Regions from separate parts of the Homo sapiens genome. Here region 1 is linked to region 2. A link is an interaction called in ENCODE POLR2A ChIA-PET data of the cell type or tissue named here. Cell type or tissue: Caco-2. All regions are shown on one strand. Links, peaks and the distances in the headings refer to the core of each region. The heading gives the core; the rest is flanking DNA. Region 1 has its middle 45 kb from the start of MSH6. Region 2 has its middle 100 kb from the start of KCNK12.

The links. ChIA-PET counts read pairs that join two places held together with the same protein. Peaks named below come from ENCODE experiments on the same cell type or tissue, not always from the same donor. Only the 100,000 strongest peaks of a DNase experiment are listed, where the experiment ranks them.
Region 1: POLR2A ChIA-PET joins it to region 2 with 7 read pairs; 5 of 35 experiments call an interaction of 5 or more read pairs at or near these places.

What each region holds. Positions count from the first base shown.
Region 1 is chr2:47,730,059-47,747,058 of GRCh38, forward strand. It overlaps the pseudogene RBISP5. Among named protein-coding and RNA genes, the nearest start is that of MSH6, 45 kb to the right of the region's middle. In Caco-2, for the core only: no CTCF peak of the experiment used is centred there; a DNase peak (open chromatin) is centred at 9,503.
Region 2 is chr2:47,669,721-47,672,220 of GRCh38, forward strand. It overlaps a transcript of MSH2 not described here. Among named protein-coding and RNA genes, the nearest start is that of KCNK12, 100 kb to the left of the region's middle. In Caco-2, for the core only: no CTCF peak of the experiment used is centred there; no DNase peak of the experiment used is centred there.

The DNA of each region.
Region 1 (17,000 bases), core at 8,090-10,589, 68 kb after region 2:
GCCCCTCAGAACAGCTGGTATGGGTAGTTTTGTTGTATGCAAAACCCAAAGGAGAAACTCCATGGGAAACTTAGCATCTCACAAGGCCTTAGATTTCATCTACAGAATGGAAAGAGAACAGTCTTGTGACAAGGACTACCAACATCCTGGGGTAGTAAGCAAAGAGCAGCCACAAGGGAGTGGGCCAAAGAGCGAGCTGGCTTAATGATCACTGCTAACTGTGCTGCAAGCCTAGTTGAATTTTTTCCTCTCTTAATCGATTTTATAAAGTTTTCCTGGGGACAGTTGCATGCATGGATCTATTTCTGGGCTCTTTATTCTATTCCATTAATCTGTATGTCTCTCCTTTCTCCAATATCACACTGTGTTGACTACTGTATCTTTACGTAAAATGTAGAAAGTAGAGTGGGTTCAACAACATTATTCTTCTTTTTCAAAATTGTTTTAACTATTCTAGTTCTTTTGCCTTTTGCCTTTTTTTTTTTTTTTTTAATTATTATTATTTGAGACAAGGTCTGGCTCTGTCATCCAGGCTGGAGTGGGGTGGCTCAATCTCGGCTCCCTGCAACCTCCTCCTCCCGGGCTCAAGCCATTCTTCCACCTCACCCTCCCAAGTAGCTAATTGTTTTTTTTTTTTTTTTTGGACGGAGTTTTGCTCTTGTTGCCCAGGCTGGAGTGCAATGCCTCGATCTCAGCTCACCACAACCTCCGCCTCCTGGGTTTAAGCGATTCTCCTGCCTCAGCCTACTGTGTAGGTGGGATTACAGGCATGCGCCACCATGCCCAGCTAATTTTGTATTTTAGTAGAGATGGGGTTTCTCCATGTTGGTCAGGCTGGTCTCAAATTCCCGACCTCGGGTGATCCACTCGCCTCGGCCTCCCAAAGTACTGGGGTTACAGGCATGAGCCGCTGTGCCTGGCCTTTTTTTTTTTTTTTTTTTTTTGAGGCAGAGTCTCACTCTGTCACCCAAGCAGGAATGCAGTGGTGTGTTCTTGGGTCACTGCAGCCTCCGCCTCCCAGGTTCAAGTGGTTTTCATGTCTCAGCCTCCCAAGTAGCTGGGATTACAGGGGGTACCACCACTCTTGGCTAATTTTTGTATTTTTAGTAGAGACAGGGTTTCACCATGTTGGCCAGGCTTGGCCAGGCCAGGCTTGAGCTCAAACTCATGAGCTCAAGAAATCCACCCATCTTGGCCTCGCAAAATGCTGGGATTACAGGTGTGAGCCACCATGCCTGACCCAATATATATTTTATTGATTTATGTATGTATTTATTTTTTGTATAAAACATGTAATTTGTTGGTCTTTGTGTGGAATTAGATGCATCACCACTATACTACAACTGAGCCATTAATTTTGTAGCTTCACCAACATTAACTGGTTTGCTTTCATGACACTGCAGAGGAATCAATTCTTTCTGTAGATGTTCAAGAGAAAGGCCTTTTGAGAAATGTGCAAGTTCCTTTTGTACATTTACAAAAGCTTTATTTACTCTGTTAGCTTTTTCATCATTCATAATGTTTATCTTCTTAAGATTAGTGGTGGTCGGGCATGGTGGCTCACGCCTGTAATCCTAGCACTTTGGGAGGCCAAGGCAGGTGGGTCACCTGAGGTCAGGAGTTCAAGACCAGGCTGGCCAACCTGGTGAAATCCCATCTCTACTAAAAATACAAAAATTAGCCAGGCATTATGGCAGGTGCCTATAATCCCAGCTACAAAGAAGGCTGAGGCAGGAGAATCGCTTGAACCCGGGAGGCAGAGGTTGCGGTGAGCCAAGATTGCGCCATTGCACTCCATACACTCCAGCCTGGGTGACAAGAGTGAAACTCTGTCTCAAAAAAAACAAAAAAAAAAAAAAAAAAAAAAAACAAGATTAGTGGTAACTGGTTTTGCTTTGTTTTTAGCCCCAAAGTTTTTTTTCGCTGGCTATGTGAAATACATTCCTGGATTTCTGCCCTCTTAATTTGTTCTTGGCCCTTGTCAGGAATTTAATACTTGCATGCAGCTTCTTCAGCTCCAGTTGACACCATCTGTTTTTTGGGGTTTTGGTATTTTGTTTTGTTTTTTTCTGAGATGGAGTCTTGCTCTGTCACCCAGGCTGGAGTGCAGTGGCGCTATCTTGGCTCACTACAACCTCTGCCTCCCAGGTTCATGCAATTCTCCTGTCTCAGCCTCCCAAGTAGCTGGGATTACCGCCACACGCCACCACGCCTGGCTATTTTTTTGTATTTTTAGTAGAGATGGGGTTTCACCATGTTAGCCAGGATGGTCTCCATCTCCTGACCTTGTGATACGCCTGCGTCAGCCTCCAAAAGTGCTGGGATTACAGGCATGAGCCACCGCTCCCGGCCTGGCCCAATCTATATTTTAGAATCAGCATACCGACTCCATTTTTCTGTAAGGGACCACAGGCTTACAGGGGCTCCCTGATTAGAATCCACACCAGTGTTCACGATTTATCCAGAGGTAGTTCTAGTATAGGGTGAAGGAAATCAAAATATTTTACCCCAAAATATATTTCTTTGACATATTTTGAAATGGTTGCTTCAGGGCCAGCAAACAGACAGGTCCTTGCAAAGCTATTTTTTTCTGGGGAAAATTTGCATCTGTAGAGAATCTCTACTAATGCAGCCAGGCCTTCCTTTTCTACAAATTTTCCATATCTAAGAGAGATTAACTGAGTCTGACACCTTGAAAGGTCTGAAAAAAGACCTTCGCCATATGTTCATTGCGGCACTATTCACAATAGCAAAGACATGGAATCAACCCAAACGCCCATCAGTGACAGACTGGATAAAGAAAATGTGGTACATATACACCATGGAATACTATGCAACCACAAAAAAAACAAGATCATGTCCTTTGCAGGGACATAGATGGAGCTGGAAGCCATTATCCTCAGCAAATTCTTGCAGGAACTGAAAACCAAACACCATATGTTCTCACTTATAAGTGGGAGCTGAACAGTGAGAACACATGGACACAGGGAGGGGAACAACACACTCTGGGGTCTGTCAAGAGGTGGTGTTGGGGTAGGGAGAGCATTAGGAAAAATAGCTAATGCATGCTGAGCTGAGTAGCTATGTGATGGGTTGATCTGTGCAGCAAACCACGATGGCACACATTTACCTATGTAACAAACCTGCACATCCGGCACATGCATCCTGAAACTTAAAATAAAAATAAAAATTTAAATTAAAAAAAAAAAGGCTTTTACCATCTATCTTCTCTGAGGACTGCTACCTATGAGGCCTCATCTATATAACAAAGCCATCTTTGCAAGCCAGGCCTCTTTCTTTCTCCCTTTCACACCATGTCTTGCTACTAAACATGATTTACCAACGTAAACTGTTTGGGGCCATACTCTTAGCCTGCATTCTTTTTGTAACCTCAAGATGGTATATAAGTTTCTATATCTTATTGTTGGGTTGAGTCTTCATTCCAAAGGCTCCCATGTAAATACATTAAATAAATTTATATGTCTTTCCTTCTATTAATAAATTTGCCTCATGTCAGTAGTTTTTCAGTGAACTTTTAGGGGCCAATGGTCATGACCCCCACAAGGGTGATGGGCAAGTGCACGATTCTAGAACCGGACTGCTCAGTCTCAAATCCTAGCTCTAATTCTTACTAAAACTTGGGAAAGTTACCTGACATCCTTGTGCCTCAATTTCCTGTTCTGTAAAATGGAGAAAATGTAATACCTATTTCATAGGATCTTTGTGAGGACTGCAGTAACGCATGAAAAACAGAACAGAGCCTGGCATGTAGTAAGCCCTTGATAAGTGTCAACTATTATTTGCCTTATCTTTACCTATCTCAGTTTTTGTCCTTCTCTTCTTACCCCTGATAAGTCTGCAACTGTTAAATGGCTGATTTTTCTTTTGAAGACACTTCTTAGGCTTTTAAGTCATTTAATAGTCAGCTTACCACATTGCCATGGCCCTCCTGGAAGATCCATATACAGATGGCCTCCAACTTATGAGGGTTCAACTTACAGTTTTTAGACTTTATAATAATGTGAATTTGATATACATTCAGTAGAAACTGTACTTTTCCCAGGCTAGCCATATGTGGTATGATACTCTCTCAAGATCCTGGGTAGCAGCGATCACGAGGGTAAACAACTGGTACCCTACAGTGTACTGTGTTCCCAGTGTTTGGGGATATTGTGTTTTATGCTTTCACGTCTCATTATGTCTGCAAAATGCCCATTTGTGTCTCCTGCCTCTGGTGAGAAGAGGAAGGCAATTACCCTTGAGATGGAACTCAAGATCTTAATTCCTCAGCATGAAGGTGGTAAGGAAGTAATGGCCATCTCAGGCAAGTTAGGACTTTCACATTCCATAATTTCCACCTTCTTAAAGGAAAGAAGTGCATAAGTGATGTAGTGAAATGATCAGCCTTGGTTAAATCCACTGTCATCACAAAGAAAAGAGGTGAGCTGACTGATGATATGGAAAAATTACTTGTCATGTGAATGGAAGACCAGATACAGAAGCACATGCCACTTCGCCTTCTGATGATCCAGGCTAAGGCAAGAAGACTTTTCAATACTTTAAAAGAACGTGCTGATGATCCGTTGGATATGTAAAAGTTTATAGCAAGTCATGGGTAGTTCCAACACTTCAAAAGTTGTCATCATTTTCATAATGCAGAGGTCAGCAGTGAGGCCACAATTGCAGATACTAAATGTGCCAAAGCTTTTAAAGAAGAGCTGTGTAAGATAATTGTAAATAAGAAATACTTGTGAGAGCAAATATTTAATGCCAATGAAACAAGCTTATTCTGGAAGCGTATCCTAGAGCATCCATACATTCATCAAGAGTACAGGAAGATGCCAGGATTCAAGGCATTCAAAGACCTTATAATGCTGTTTTTGGGTGGAAATGTTGCATGGTTCAAATTCTCCACTTGGAGAACCCTAGAGCATTCAAGAATGTGAATAAGCATATACTTAGTTCCTTTTTATTACTGCCATAACAAGAAAGCCTGGATTACAAGCCTTGAAAACAAGTCAGCACTGTTTTCAGACTACTTTTTGAACTGTGTTACGCTATTGACAAGAGGATATTGTAGGCAAAACAGCATCTGATTCAAGATTCTTCTGATCTTAGACAATGTTCCAGGGTACCCACACCATATCATCAACACGCATCCTGATGTAAAGGTTGTGTATTGTCACTGAACACAATTACACTCATTCAGTCAAAGAACCAAGGTGCAATAGCTGCATTCAAAGCATACTATTTATGCCAAACGTTCACATAGGCTGTTGAAGCAGTGGAATCTGGCCAGACTCTCCAAGAGTTTTGGAAAGGTTTTAACATTCTAAATACTATCTGGAACATTGCTTCAGCTTGGGAAGAAGTCACACAGCAATGCATGAACGGCATTTGGAAGAAAGTTTAAAAGACATATGTTGAACACATTCAAAGGCTTTAACAAAAATTCTGCTGTTGATGAAATAGTAAGTAACAAGATATTAGTGCTTGGGAAACAGCTAGAATTAGACATCAATAAAGAGGATATTCATGAGCTTGTTGGCACTGAGGCTGAAGAGCTTTCTAATGAGGAACTGATCAAACTGGGGGAAGAAATAAGTGAAGAAGCTGAGGCAGAAGAAGAAGAAGTTATACCTGAGGCACCAAGAACATTCACAGCAAAGAAACTGGAGGAGGCGTTTGCTACTATCAGCAGTGGGGTATAAACCTTAGAAGAAATGGATATCACTGGATCCATTTTCCACACAATCTTTACTGAAGATTTGTAAGAACTGACAGGGAGTTACAACATGCTCTAGCTTGCTATACAGAAATACGTAATGAAAAGAAGAAACAAACTTTACAGTCAAAACTTAGTATCTTCCTGAAGAACAGGATGCCTGCTAAACCAACAATAAGTGTCCATGCCTCAGTGCCTTCTGCCAGCTATTCTCAACCCTCATCAGAAGAGAGAGAAATTTATCACCTTGTCACTGTAGCATCCCTATCATCCAGCAATTAATTTTAGTTCAATGCTTCAAACATTCTTCAAGCCCAATGTGCTTTCAGTTATGCACATTAATGGTGAGGACCCATACAAGGATTCTGTCTTTCACTTTCAGTACAGTGTTCATAAATTACATGAGCTAGGCCAGGTGCAGTGGCTCACACCTGTAATCTCAGCACTTTGAGAGGCCGTGGCGGGTGATCACTTGAGGCCAGGAGTTCGAGACTAGCCTGGCCAACATGGGGAAAACCTATCTCTACTAAAAATACAAAAATAAGCTGGGCATAATGGTGTGTTCCTGTAATCCCAGCTACTTGGGAGGCTGAGGCAGGAGAATCATTTGAACCTAGGAGGCAGAGGTTGCAGTGAATCGAGATCGCGCCACTGCACTCCAGCCTGGGCAACAGAGTGAGACTCCGTCTTAACAAAAAAATAAAAAATAAAAAATTACAGGAGATATTCACACTTTATTATAAAATAGGCTTTGCATTTCATGATATTGGCCAACTATAGGATAATATCTGAGCACAGTTAAGGCAAGCAGGCTAAGCTATGATGTTTGGTAGTTTAGGTGAATTAAATGCGTTTTTTACTTATGATGGATTTATCAGGACATAACTTCATTGTAAGTCAAGGAGCATCTCTATAGATTTTTTTTTCGCCTTAGTTATTCATTCTCAATAATTACATATTACAGAAAATCTGCTTTGTGAGTTATACAATTTGGCTGGTAGTGAAAGGTGACCAGCTGAGTTCTGATTACCGTGTCCCACACCACCACACTAAAGGCCAGGGTACATGTATGACCCCAGAATTGTCTGACAAGCAAGGCCTGTGCTTCTCCTCTTGGATTCATTCCATTCTTCCTCCATTCGCTTGGGATATCCCCAATGGAGGGGACTTGATCTGTCTGGTTTCATCAGGAAATCCTCAATATTGGAAACTCCTTCTTTCATAGGACCAGGAGTTGTCCAAGAGTAAGGTCTCAGTGCTTCAAATCCATCAGAGATTTCCCAGAGAGGTATTTCTATCTGTCCACTGGAATGGGATCATTGAAGAGTGGGGGCTATGTCTACTCCGAGGCTGAATACTTTTTTTCTAAATACTTTAATATTTTTACCACTGTCAACAGAAAACAATCAAGAGGCTCAGACTCTAATCTAAAGAGAGTTTATTCAAGCACAAAGTGTAAGGACTGCTGCCTGGGAAGCACAGATTCCAAAGAATGAAAGAAAGTCAGTGTTCTGAAGTGTAGAAGGTTGGAATTGTTTACATAGATAAAGTTTAGGGAAACTTAACAGAATTTCAACATCTTTCTGTTTTTGTTTTGTTTTGTTTAGAAACACCCTGTTGCCCAGGCTGGAGTGCAGTGATGCAATCATAGCTCACAATGGCCTCGAACTCCTGGGCTCAAGCCATCCTCCCGTGTCAGACTCCCAAGTAGCTGGGATTACAGGTATGCACCACCATGCTTGGCTTCAACATCTTTCTATATAAGGCTTAATGCGTAGTTACAATGATTCTATTAGCCAAGGGGGACTTTTCCTTTTGGGAAAGGTATTGTTAACATCCCACAGTGAAGATGTAAATCATGGGGTATTTTGCACCATCTGGTCTCAGTGATGTACAGGACAATGAAAGAGGCAGTAACTCTGCAACATTTTGTGATTTGTGATTGGAAGTGGAGAGGTCTAGTCTCTGATCTCTCCTAGTCATTTACAGAATAAGAACAATGAGGAAGAGAGTTAATCTATAATCTAAGAAACAGAATGGTAATCATGCTATGTGACTCAGTCTCCAGGGCTTATGGCAAAATAAATTTAGGTGGCCCTGAAACTTTATTTTCTTTTACACCATCATAGTTCTAAAATGGATTGCTTTTCCCTGACTTCTTTTTTTTTTTTTTTTGAAATGGAGTTTCACTCTTTCACCCAGGCTAGAGTGCAGTCGCGCGATCTTGATTCACTGCAACCTACATCCCCTGGGTTCAAGCAATTCTCCTGCCTCAGCCTCCTGAGTAGCTGGGATTATAGGTGCCCACCAACACACCCAGCTAATTTTTGTATTTTTAGTAGAGATGGGGTTTTGCCATGTTGGCCAGGCTGGTCTCAAACTCCTGACCTCAAGTGATCCACCCACGTCGGCCTCCCAAAGTGCTGGGATTACAGGCATAAGCCACCACGTCCAAACTTTCCTGCCTTCTTGAAAAGAATTCACTGAGTATCATTTAACCTTTCTTTGATAATTGAAAGCTATAGTCATACATACCAATGGCTGTAGGGTGATGTCGTGATTGGGGCCATGTAAAGCATGCAGGTTGTTTATGCTGAAGGCAACCAAAAATATGCCACCCCAAAATATACTTCTTTGGCATATTTTGAGATGGCTATTCTGAGGGGCTGCAAACACGAGAATAGTCCTGAAAAACTGTCTTTTGTGGGGGAGACTTGCATCTGTAGAGGAAATCAACGTTAGTGGAGTGAAGTAAACAGCAGATGCGAACAGGCTTTCTCTGAAGCCCCCTTATCCGAATTTAGGAAAGGCTGACTCACAGGAAAAGGAGAGCAAAGGTCTGGCAGACACCTTACCCCAGGCTGCCACCTATTTTTTCTGAGAGCTGCTACCTTTTGGGGTTTTATCTGCATAAAAAGACAGCCTTTCCCTGCCTTGCTTTCCTCCCTTCATTGTTCCATAACCCATGAGGCTACCTCCATCCCAAGAGTCCCCAAACCCCTATCATTTCTGTAATCTCTGAATGGTATTAAAACTTCAGCCATCTGACCCCTCCTTTGAGTCTCATACTGTGTGTATAGCTCCTATGATCATATGCACATTAAGTTTGTATACCTTTTTCTCCTATTGGTCTATCTTTTGTTATAGAGGTATCCCAGCTAAGAAGTTATTAGGATTGAGAAAATAAATTATATTTTTTCTCCCTTTCAATACCCTGCTGTAAGCTGAAAATAAATTTCTTTTTTCTTTTTTCTTTCTTTTTTTTTTTTTTTTAAGACGGAGTCTCGTTCTGTCACCCAGGCAAGAGCGCAATGGCACAATCTTGGCTCATTGCAACCTCCACATCCCAGGTTCAAGCGATTCTTGTGCCTTAGCTTCCTGAGTAGCTGGGATTACAGACATGCACCACCACGCCTGGCTAATTTTTGTATTTTTAGCAGAGACGAGGTTTCACCATGTTGGCTGGGCTGGTCTCAAACTCCTGACCTCAAGTGATCCACTGCCTTGGCCTCCCAAAATGCTGGGATTACAGGTGTGAACCACTGTGCCCGGCCTGACATATTTTTAAATGGCCTTGCAAAGCTGTCTCCTGTGGAGAAAATCTATATTCTGTAGAGAACCCCCTCTCCTTTGCAAGTTTTTTCCTGATCCAGGAAAGAATTAACTAAGAGTCTGGCACATCTTAAGGCCTCATAAAAGACATTTACTATCTATTCTACAAATAAGAACTTTGGTCTCCACAACCCGTTAGGCCAGGTTGCACTGTGTTAGCGCATTCTTGCATTGCTATAAAGAAATACCTGGCCAGGCACAGTGATTCATGCCTGTAATCCCAGCACTTTGGGAGGCCAAAGCAGGTGGATCACTTGAGGTCAGGAGTTCGAGACCAGCCTGGCCAACATGGTGAGACCCCGTCTCTATTAAAAATACAAAAGTTAGCTGGGCATGGTGGCAGGTGCCTGTAATCCCAGCTACTTGGGAGGCTGAAGCATGAGAATCACTTGAACCCAGGAGGTGGAGGTTGCAGTGAGCCGAGATTGTGCCACTGCACTCCAGCCTGGGCGACATGGCAAGACTCTGTCTCAAAAAATAAATAAATAAATAAATAAATAAATAAATAAATACCTGAGACTGGGTAATTTTTATATATATAAAAAAGAGGTTTAATTTGCTCATGGTTCTGTAGGCTGTACAAGCATGGCACCAACATCTGCTGAGCTTCTAGGGAGGCCTTGGGGAGCTTTTACTCATGACAGAAGGCAAAGCAGGAGCAGGCATGTCACATGGCAAGAGAGGGAGCAAGAGCCGGGGGGAGGGGCGTGATGCCATACACTTTTAAACAACCAGGTCTCATGAGAAGTCACTCACTATCGTGAAGACAGCACCAAGCCATGAGGGATCCACCCCCAAGACCCAAATGCCTCCCACCAGGCCCGACTTCCAACATTGGTGATTATATCTCAACCTGAGATTTTGGGGGACAAATATCCAAACTATTTCAACCCCTTATCTTAACCCAGACACTCCTTTCTATTGATTGCAGGTCTTTAAATAATAACCCTTTCAACCAATTGCCAATCAGAAAATCTCTGAATTTATCTATGACTTGTGAGCCACAGGTTCATGCTCTACCACCTTTCTGAATCAAACCAATGCATAACTTACATGCATTGATTGATATCTTATGTCTCCCTGAAACATATAAAACCAAGTTATAATCCAATCATCATGGGCACATGTTCTCAGAACCTCTTGAGACTGTGCCTTGGGCCTTGGTCACTCATGTTTGGCTCAGAATAAACCTCTTTAAATATTTTACAGAGTTTGACTCTCTTTGTCGACACTGCCCTAATGTCTTGAAGGAAACCAAAATATTCCAGTCCAAAATACACTTCTTTGGCATATTTCCTTTTTTTTTTTTTTTTTTGAGGTGGAGTTTCACTCTTGTTGCCCAGGCTGGAGTGCAATGGTGCCATCCCGGCTCACTGCAACCTCCGCCTCCTGGGTTCAAGCGATTCTCCTGCCTCAGCCTCCTGAGTAGCTGGGATTACAGGTGCCCACCGCCACGCCCAGCTGAATTTTTTCATTTTTAGTAGAGAGGGGGTTTCACCAGGTTGGCCAGGCTGGTCTCGAACTCCTGACCTCAGGTGATCCGCCTGCCTCGGCCTCCCAAAGTACTGGGATTACAGGCGTAAGCACCGCACCTGGCCCTCTTTGGCATATTTCAAGATGGCTATTCAGAAGGGCGGAAATACACAAAGAGCTTAAAAGCCATCTCCTTATGAGAAAGATTTGCATCTGCAGCAAGAATCTGCATTGATGCCACCAGGCTGTTTCTGAAGCCCTCCCCTATCTGGATCTGGGCAAGATTAGAAAGTCTGACACCTTAAAAGTCTGAAAGAAACATCTACCTTCTATTCTTTCTGAGGGCTGCTACCTGTAAGGTTTCATCTGCATAACATGTTCTCCCTATCCCAGAACGTGTTTTGCCACAATCCAAGGTGGCATTCCTTCTGTAACCTCAAGATGGTACACAAGCTTCTGAACCCCATGAAAGGGTGGGAGTAATCACTCTGTGGTTCTCCTTGTGCACATTAATAAATCTGTACGTCATTTCTTCTGAGAAAAGAAAAACAGCTGACAGAAGTCTGAGCTGTGTGAGATATGCAGGTCCAGAGAGACACGAGTATGGGACTTCAGTCACACCTCACCACATGCATCCATGTCTGAGGGCAATTGCTTAAAGTCATTTTGTTCCTGATTAGCTGCCTCATCCATTATCTTCATGTCCCTGGACAAAGAACAATGGATAGCCAATCAATAGCTTATGTTATTTAAATGTAAATTCTTGGTAAAGAATTTAGGAACTGCCTCTTCTTTTCCTTTAAAAATCAACTCGTATCTGTTGCTAATCAGAGGGCAACTTGAATCTATGCTCCCAGGTTGGAGTCCTCAAGCTTGGCCCAAATAAACTCTACTTACATTATGTTGGCCTCAGCTTCTTCCTTTTAGGTTGACTAATCTGGTGAAATTGGCAGGATTCAAAGTAACTCCCCTCAACCACCCTGTGTTTCTCTCTGAAAGTGATACTGGGTACCAGCATGAACATTCCCTCCAGTGTCCCATCTGATGTTTTGGGTGAGTTCTCCTGAATTAGAACCTCCCACTCTTTGATTGAAGGTCCAAACGTTGTTTGAACTATTTTTCAAACCCTCTCTGTCCTGGGGAGAGCTTCGGGCTTTGCCTTTGAACAGGACCTTTGAGTAAAAAGCTCTTCAGGGAACTACCTTTTTTCTCCCTCTGCCTTGGGATCAGGGGTTCTGGTCAAAGTTTTTCTACCCCTGTGACACAGCAGAATTTTTGATCAAAAGATTGACAGTTAGGTACTGGTGGTTTCATTTTGTTGGGGCTCAGAAACCAATACCCCAAAAGATAGCATTTTGACAGATTGAAATTGAGAAGCCTCAAGGTCTCTCTGACCTCTCCCTCCCACCACTGTCTCCCCTGTAGAGGCTGAAGTTCCTTTATCTGCTTAAGATCCAGACCCACCAAGGAGAACGATTGTTTTTTGCTTCCCCTCCCTGTTTTCTCATTATCTATTGCAGAAAATAAGACCAAGGCGTAAACACACCTGAACAGACCCGTTTTAATGACAGTTTCCAAGGATCATTTAAATTTCAAAGCGAACTATTTACAAGTTCATCTCTGTTGCCAGATCCATTCATTCTCCCTAATAATCCCCTCAACAGAATTCTTCTTCTCCCCACCTCCATAACCTGTTTTGCCAGGATCGAAGTCCCCATTCTTTCTGTAACCTCAAGATGGCATATAACCTTCCATTTGTGGAGAGTTCTTAGCATGAGAGAGAGAGAGAAAAATAAGATGGTATCTGAGCTTCTGTACTCATTAGGAGGTTGGGTCTTCATGCTGAAGGCTCCTGTGTATACACGTCAAACAAATCTGTATGGCTTTTCTCCTATTAATCAATCTGCCTTATGTCAGTGATTTTTCAGCAAACCTTTAGGGGACCAAGGGCTTTGGCCCCCATAGTTTCATAGAGCATGCTTTTAAGATTGCAGCTCAGCCAGGCACGGTGCCTCACATCTGAAATCCCAGCACTTTGGGAGGCCAAAGTGGGAGGATTGCTTAATCCCAGGAGTTCGGGGCTGCAGTGAGCTGTGATCACGCCACTATGCTCCAACCTGGCCAACAGAGCACGACCTTGTCTCAAAAAAAAGAAAAAAAAAAAAGGTGGCTGCTGTTTTCCATCACTTGAAAATGTGGACTTAGCCTTTCATTTGTGACCAGTTCCTGTTAGTTCCTAACTGAAACGTGTACCCCCTTTTTGCTCTTCTGGACACGTATAACACGTCTGGTTTCCCATGCCTTGATCACTGTGCTGCCACATGGTAGTTAGAGACAGTGTGAGACATGTCACACTTTGACCTTAAACACATTCCCCCATTGGCCACTTTTGAAAAGTTCTTAAATTATGGGAAATCAGCTTCAAAATCTAAGCACTCTTTTTAGAAATACCAGCTGGATTTACGTATAACCCTTACAGGTGTCTTCTTGTAAATATCTAGGAAAAGTGGGCTCGCTTAACCTGGGACACTCAAAAGCAGCAGAAGCCAAAGTAGGGATCTTCTGAAATGTCTGAAATAATTCAGCTGGGTGCCATGGCTCACACTTGTAATATCGGCATTTTGGGAGGCCGAGGTGAGAGGACCACTTGAGCCCAGGAATTTGAGACCATCCTGGGCAACATAGTGAGACCTTTTCTCTACAAAAAATAAAAAAATAAGTGGGAGGATCACTTGAGCCCCACAGGTCGAGGCTGCAATAAGCCGTGATCACACCACTGCACTCCCGCCTGGGTTGACAGAGTGAGACCTTTCCTCAAAAAATAATAATAATAACAATAATTCATTTGCATTCACAACTAGAAAAAAAGCTGGTTTTAAAACCAGACACACTGAATGGGAGACCTAATTTATGTTTTTCCTGGCTGAAATCTGATAATAAGAGATTCAAAAAGATTCTTTTTGAGAGTTCTATGGGAAGAAGTCATCTTCACTAAAAGTTGATATTTAGTACTGGGAGCAGTGGTTCACTGCTACAATCCCAACACTTGGCGAAGAATTGATAGCGGCAGGAGGCAGGCCAATGTCTAGGCAGATGGAGGTGGGGTCCCCTGTGAAACCCCATCTTCAATCCAAAGAGTTTAAAGCCTGAAAGCCAAGCTACAAGTCAAGTCTACAGACTGGGTTGGGAATCTCTCTTCCCATTTGGTGCACTTTCCTCTGTTTGATCCTCACCGTTCACCTATTTTACATATCCTACCCTTCCCTAATTGTTTTTTTTACACTGTCTTCCCCACCTTTGAGTGGTGTCTTTCTTTTGGGTCTTTTGCATACTCACAAACCAGTCACCACACACAAACCACACACCACACACAAACCACACACCACACACAAGAACCTGGGACCCACCAAACAGTAGGGGATGAAAGGAGCTGTAAGCTGTAGCCCTCCCATCCTTTGCCAGTGCCAGGCAGCTGCCCCACATGATGGGAAGCGGCTTGCAGAGCCAAGCCAGCTGGGAGCCATGGGCTGGAGTGGGGTGGTGGGAAGAAATAAGCAGAGGCCCTGACAGCCACAGAAGTTTCCAGCTGGCAAAGTGAGGCTGAGAAAAATCCTGCATCAGAAAGAATGAGGCAGGAGGATTACTTGAGGCCAGGAGTTCAAGACCAGCCTAGGCAACATAGCAAACCCCGTCTCTACAAAAAATGTTAAAAAAAAAAAAAATATATATATATATATATATATATATATATATATATATATATATATATATATATATATATATATAGTCAGGCATGGTGGCACAGACCTGTAGTCCTAGCTACCCAGGGGGCTGTGTTAGGAGGATCGTTGAGCCCAGGAGTTCAAGGTTTCAATGAGCTGGAGATCGTTGAGCCCAGGAGTTCAAGGTTTCAATGAGCTGGATTATGCCACTGCTTTCAGTCTGGGTGACAGAGCAAGACCTTGTCTCAAAAAAAAAAAAAAAAAAAAAAAAAAAGCTGATATTTAGGCTATAATTTTTTTGAGAATAAAATATTTCTTCTTTTTCCTTTTTTGGATTCTGTTTCTGGGATTTTTCTCAGTCAGCTAAAGCCCCTTTTTAAATGTGTTTGATCCCACTGTTTGCTTCCTATCTTATTGGCATGATTTTTGCTGAGAAAAATGTAAAACTTCATTGGCCTTTTTGAAAGCGGAAAATCTTCCCAAATTGGCTCCTCTAAGACTTGTTCTTCTATTTTCTTCCACATCTGCTTCTCCTTCCTTTTGTCATTTTCAATACCACATGAAGCTTAGAAGAGACTTCTAATGACCCTGAGACCCCTTGAAGAACACAGAACACAGCACCACTCACCTGCTTTTTGGAGTTTCTGTTTTCCTTATGGAGTCTGAAGTGTTGTGGGCAATTTCTTTCAGGTCTAAAGCTCTATTCCTTTTTGCATTGTATCGCCTAATCTCTTTGGTTTTAGTGGGTTCCATGAGTTGCTTTGTGCTGTGAGCGGGAACCTGACGTTTGTGTGTGCACTGGTTGACAAGTCACTGGTGAAGGCTGCAGTTTTGGAAATGGCTGACAGGGGATACAATGAATGGTTGCTACTGCAGGCAGGGCACACTTTTCTTTGTGCATTTAGATGAGAAAGGCATCATTTGAACACTTCAAAGGTGTAAGACTGCTCATCATTGAGGGATAAGACTCCCATGGGGGATAGGCTAGAATGGGTTTATTGGGTCACCCACCGCATGGCTGGTCTCATGGCATTTCCAACTTTTGGGGACCCAGGATGCAGTAAAAATGGGACCCTTGATTTTTAAAAATTTCGATGCCCTGCCTTCCAGTTGTGCCTGCTTTTCACATTTAAATATTTGACCCTGAAGACTACAAATGCTTCCCTTGCCCTATTCACTAAAGGGTTCCACCCTAAAGTCAGTAATCTAATTAAGCAGAAACAAGCTAAATTGAAAAGACCACCTATCTAACTAGATTGGTATTTAAAATAAGACCTGTGGCATTTAGCTGGCTATTTTGTAACACTTTGTAAAATAAATATCTGTAAAGGAAATCTCAATTTTTAAGAGCATCGTCCTACACTCAAGCCACAAGAAAACTTTTATAATGGGAAAGATATTGCTTAAAGTTTACACAACAGGCTGGGCATGGTGGCTCACGCCTGTAATTCCAGCATTTTGGGAGGCCAAAGTGGCCAGATCACTAGAGGTCAGGAGTTTGGGACCAACCTGGCCAACATGGTGAAACCTCATCTCCACTAAAAATTAGCCAGGTGTGGTAGCCTGTAATTGCAGCTCCTCTGCAGGCTGACGCAGGAAAATCATGTGAACCCAGGAGACGGAGGTTGCAGTGAGCGGAGATTGTGCCACTGCATTCCAGCCTGGGTGACAGAGCAAAACTCCATCTCAAAAAAAAAAAAAAAAAAAAAAAAAAAGAAGACTTTTCCAAAAGGAACACCTGTAAGTCCAAGAGAGCCATGTTAGGCTTATCTGGTATGTTAAAAGTGTACAGGAAACACTGTCAAGTAAGAAATATTTGTATAACTATGTTATTGATATGTTAATATACTTTGGATCAGTGTCCCCAACAAATCTCATGTTAAATTGTAATCCCCAGTATTGGAGATGGAGCCTGGTGGGAGGTGATTTGATCATGGGGGCGGAGTTCTCATGAATGGGTTAGCACCATCCCGTTGGAACTATTCCTGTGATAGTGAGTGAGTTATCATCAGATCTGGTTGTTAAAAGTTTGTAGCAACCCCCACCCTTCCTACTCCAGCCATGCAAGATGTGCCTGCTTCCCCTTCACCTTCCACCATGATTGTAAGTTTCCTGAGGCCTCTGAAGAAGCAGAAGTTGCTATGCTTCCTGCACAGCCTGCAGAACCATGAGCCAATTAAACCTCTTTTCTTTATAAATTACCTAGTCTCAGGTATTTCTTTATAGCCCATAATGGACTAATTGGTACTGAGGAGTAGGTCATTGCTATAAAGACACCTGAAAATGCAGAAGCAGCTTTGGAACTGGGTAACAAACAGGGGTTGGAACAGTTTTGAGGGCTCAGAAGAAGACAGGAAGATGAGGGAAAATTTGGAACTTCCTAGAGACTTGTTAAATTGTTGTGACCAAAATGCTTATAGTGATATGGACAATGAAGTCCAGGCTTAGGAGGTCTCAGATGGAAATGA
Region 2 (2,500 bases), core at 1-2,500:
GAATGATGACTCAATAACCCAATGGGGTACAGAGGCATATGTACCCTTTTTGATAGAGTAAGGGGAGGTAAGAGAAATGTGGCAATTTTGGGGATAGTACATGATAGTTAGAGGAATGTAATGGCCTTGGAGAACATATAATGGCCGAGGACTAAGTTTATTGGGCCCGCAAAGCAGACAATAGTTTGTGACAAAAATCTGTTCAGGTGTGTTGACAGACTTCAGTCTCTCTTCCTGAGATGTGAGTTAAATTAATGAAAACTCAGGGAAGAAACCAGAAGTAATAGTTTTCTTCTTTGGCAGGTTCAGACTTTAGGTAGATAAGGGAATAGCAGAGTAAAGCTTCTTCCACCATCTGCTGGTCTCCAAGGGCCTTTAATTCATTAATTGTTGAGAGAGGACCTCACTCTGGCACCCAGGCTGGAGTGCAGTGGTGCTGTCTTGGCTCACTGCAACCTTGACCTTCTGGGCTCCAGTGATCCTCCCACCTCAGCCTCCTAAGAAGCTGGGAGTACAGGCACGTGCCACAATGCCCAGCCAACTTTTTGTGTATATATATATATATATATATATATATATATATATATATATATATATTTTTTTTTTTTTTTTTTTGATAGAGACAGGGTTTTGCCATGTTGCCCAGCCTGATCTCAAACTCCTGAGCTCAAGCGATCAGCCCACCTCAGCCTCCCAAAGTGCTGACATTATAGCCACACGCGCAGCCATTAATATAAAGTAATCTGCAATACTACGGTGCCATATTTTGGGATGAAATTCCCTAGTCTCCTTCATTTCCCCAGTCTGAAACTTCCCTAGAAGTTTTGTACACTATAAGTTGAGTTATGGTTGTGGAGAGAGAAATCAGGTTAGTAACTGAGTGGTAAAATATCCAATTAAACCAGTCTCTCATTTCTGGGAATAGGCCAGTCCAATTAAACAGTTGTGTCTCATTTTAGAAAATGGAGTTGCAGATGGGATCTCAAAGCTAGGCCTCTATATATGACGCAGGCAAATATATCCTTAATAGGAGGCATTTTTATGGAAACAGAAGAAAAACAAAGGCCAATGTCTGGAGTGGTCTACGAACTAGTCCCTCTAGAGTCTGGAAGACAGTTAGGTCAGAAGACCAGTAGCTAGCTGACAGATTTTTTCTAGATTACAGTTGGCATGTAAATTTTCTTCAAATATAAGCTGTTGCATTGATTCTTTTTCAAAACCAAGTTTATTAGCTTAGGCTTGTAAGGCCTCATGAAAAAGACAGTTTTAATTTCAGTGAGTCCAAGTCAGAAAATTGGGATAAAAATTTGGAAAAGTTAGTTTGTAGACTTATAGCCAGGAAAATATTCAGGGTTCAGTACAAATTGTAGGCAAATAATGCAAATTCAAAAACAATGAACAGGGCTGGACTCTTACAACAGGTACACTATAGTTTTCTTCTGAAACATATTTTTCTCCTCTCCAGTTGTCATTTCTACCAAATCATAGTAAGATCAATTTCTTTGCAAAATAAGTTTAGTCTTTGGCCTGATTACATACATAAGTTTAGCAAGAATAGTGATTTATCTTATAGGCTCTTTTTTTTTTTTTTGAGATGGAGTCTCACTCTCTCGCATAGGCTGGAGTGCAGTGGCGCGATCTCAGCTCACTGCAACCTCCATCTCCTGGGTTCAAGCGATTGTCCTGCCTCGGCCTCCCTAGTAGCTGGGACTACAGGTGTGTTCCACCAGGCCCAGATAATTTTTGTGTTTTTAGTAGAGACGGGGTTTTGCCATGTTGGCCAGGCTGCTCCCAAACTTCTGACCTCAGGTGATCCACTCGCATCAGCCTCCCAAAGTGTTGGGATTACAGGTGTGAGCCACCATGCCTGGCCAATATAGGCTGTTTTTAAAAGCTTTGCTGGAACTTTTCATAAGGAATCTCAGATTAGACTTTTTAAAGCCTCTCAAGGCTACGAAGCCAAGCCAAGGATTTGACTCATCCTTAGACTATGTCTGTAACACCTGTACAAACTGGATTAATTTCTCTCTTCTTGAGATCCCCAAAATATCCTGAAGTTCCTAGGCCTGTCAGAAAGTGGCATTCTTTACTTACCACAGGGCAACCATGTGAACCATGTATTTAAGGTACTAGGCCAGTTTTTCCAGGAACTTCTATTGGCTTCATAATGCCAACCTCAATTTTTTAAAGCTGTTTGGTCATATCTGAAAATATGACATTCCAGTCAAAGCTTCAGTAAAAAAGAACAAAAACAAACAACAGAATGTCTCCAATCGTGTTGTTAGAAGAACAGATTATTGAACTTATACAAATAAATTTTTATAGTAAACTATATTGCCTTGTACTTACTATATTGCCATAAAATATGAATACTCACAAATAGTTTCCAAATTCTGAAAAAATCAGGCATAAAGAAACATCCGGCCGGGCGCGGTGGCTCACGCCTGTAATCCCAGCACTTTGGGAGGCCGAGGCGGGCGGATCACGAGGTCAGGAGATC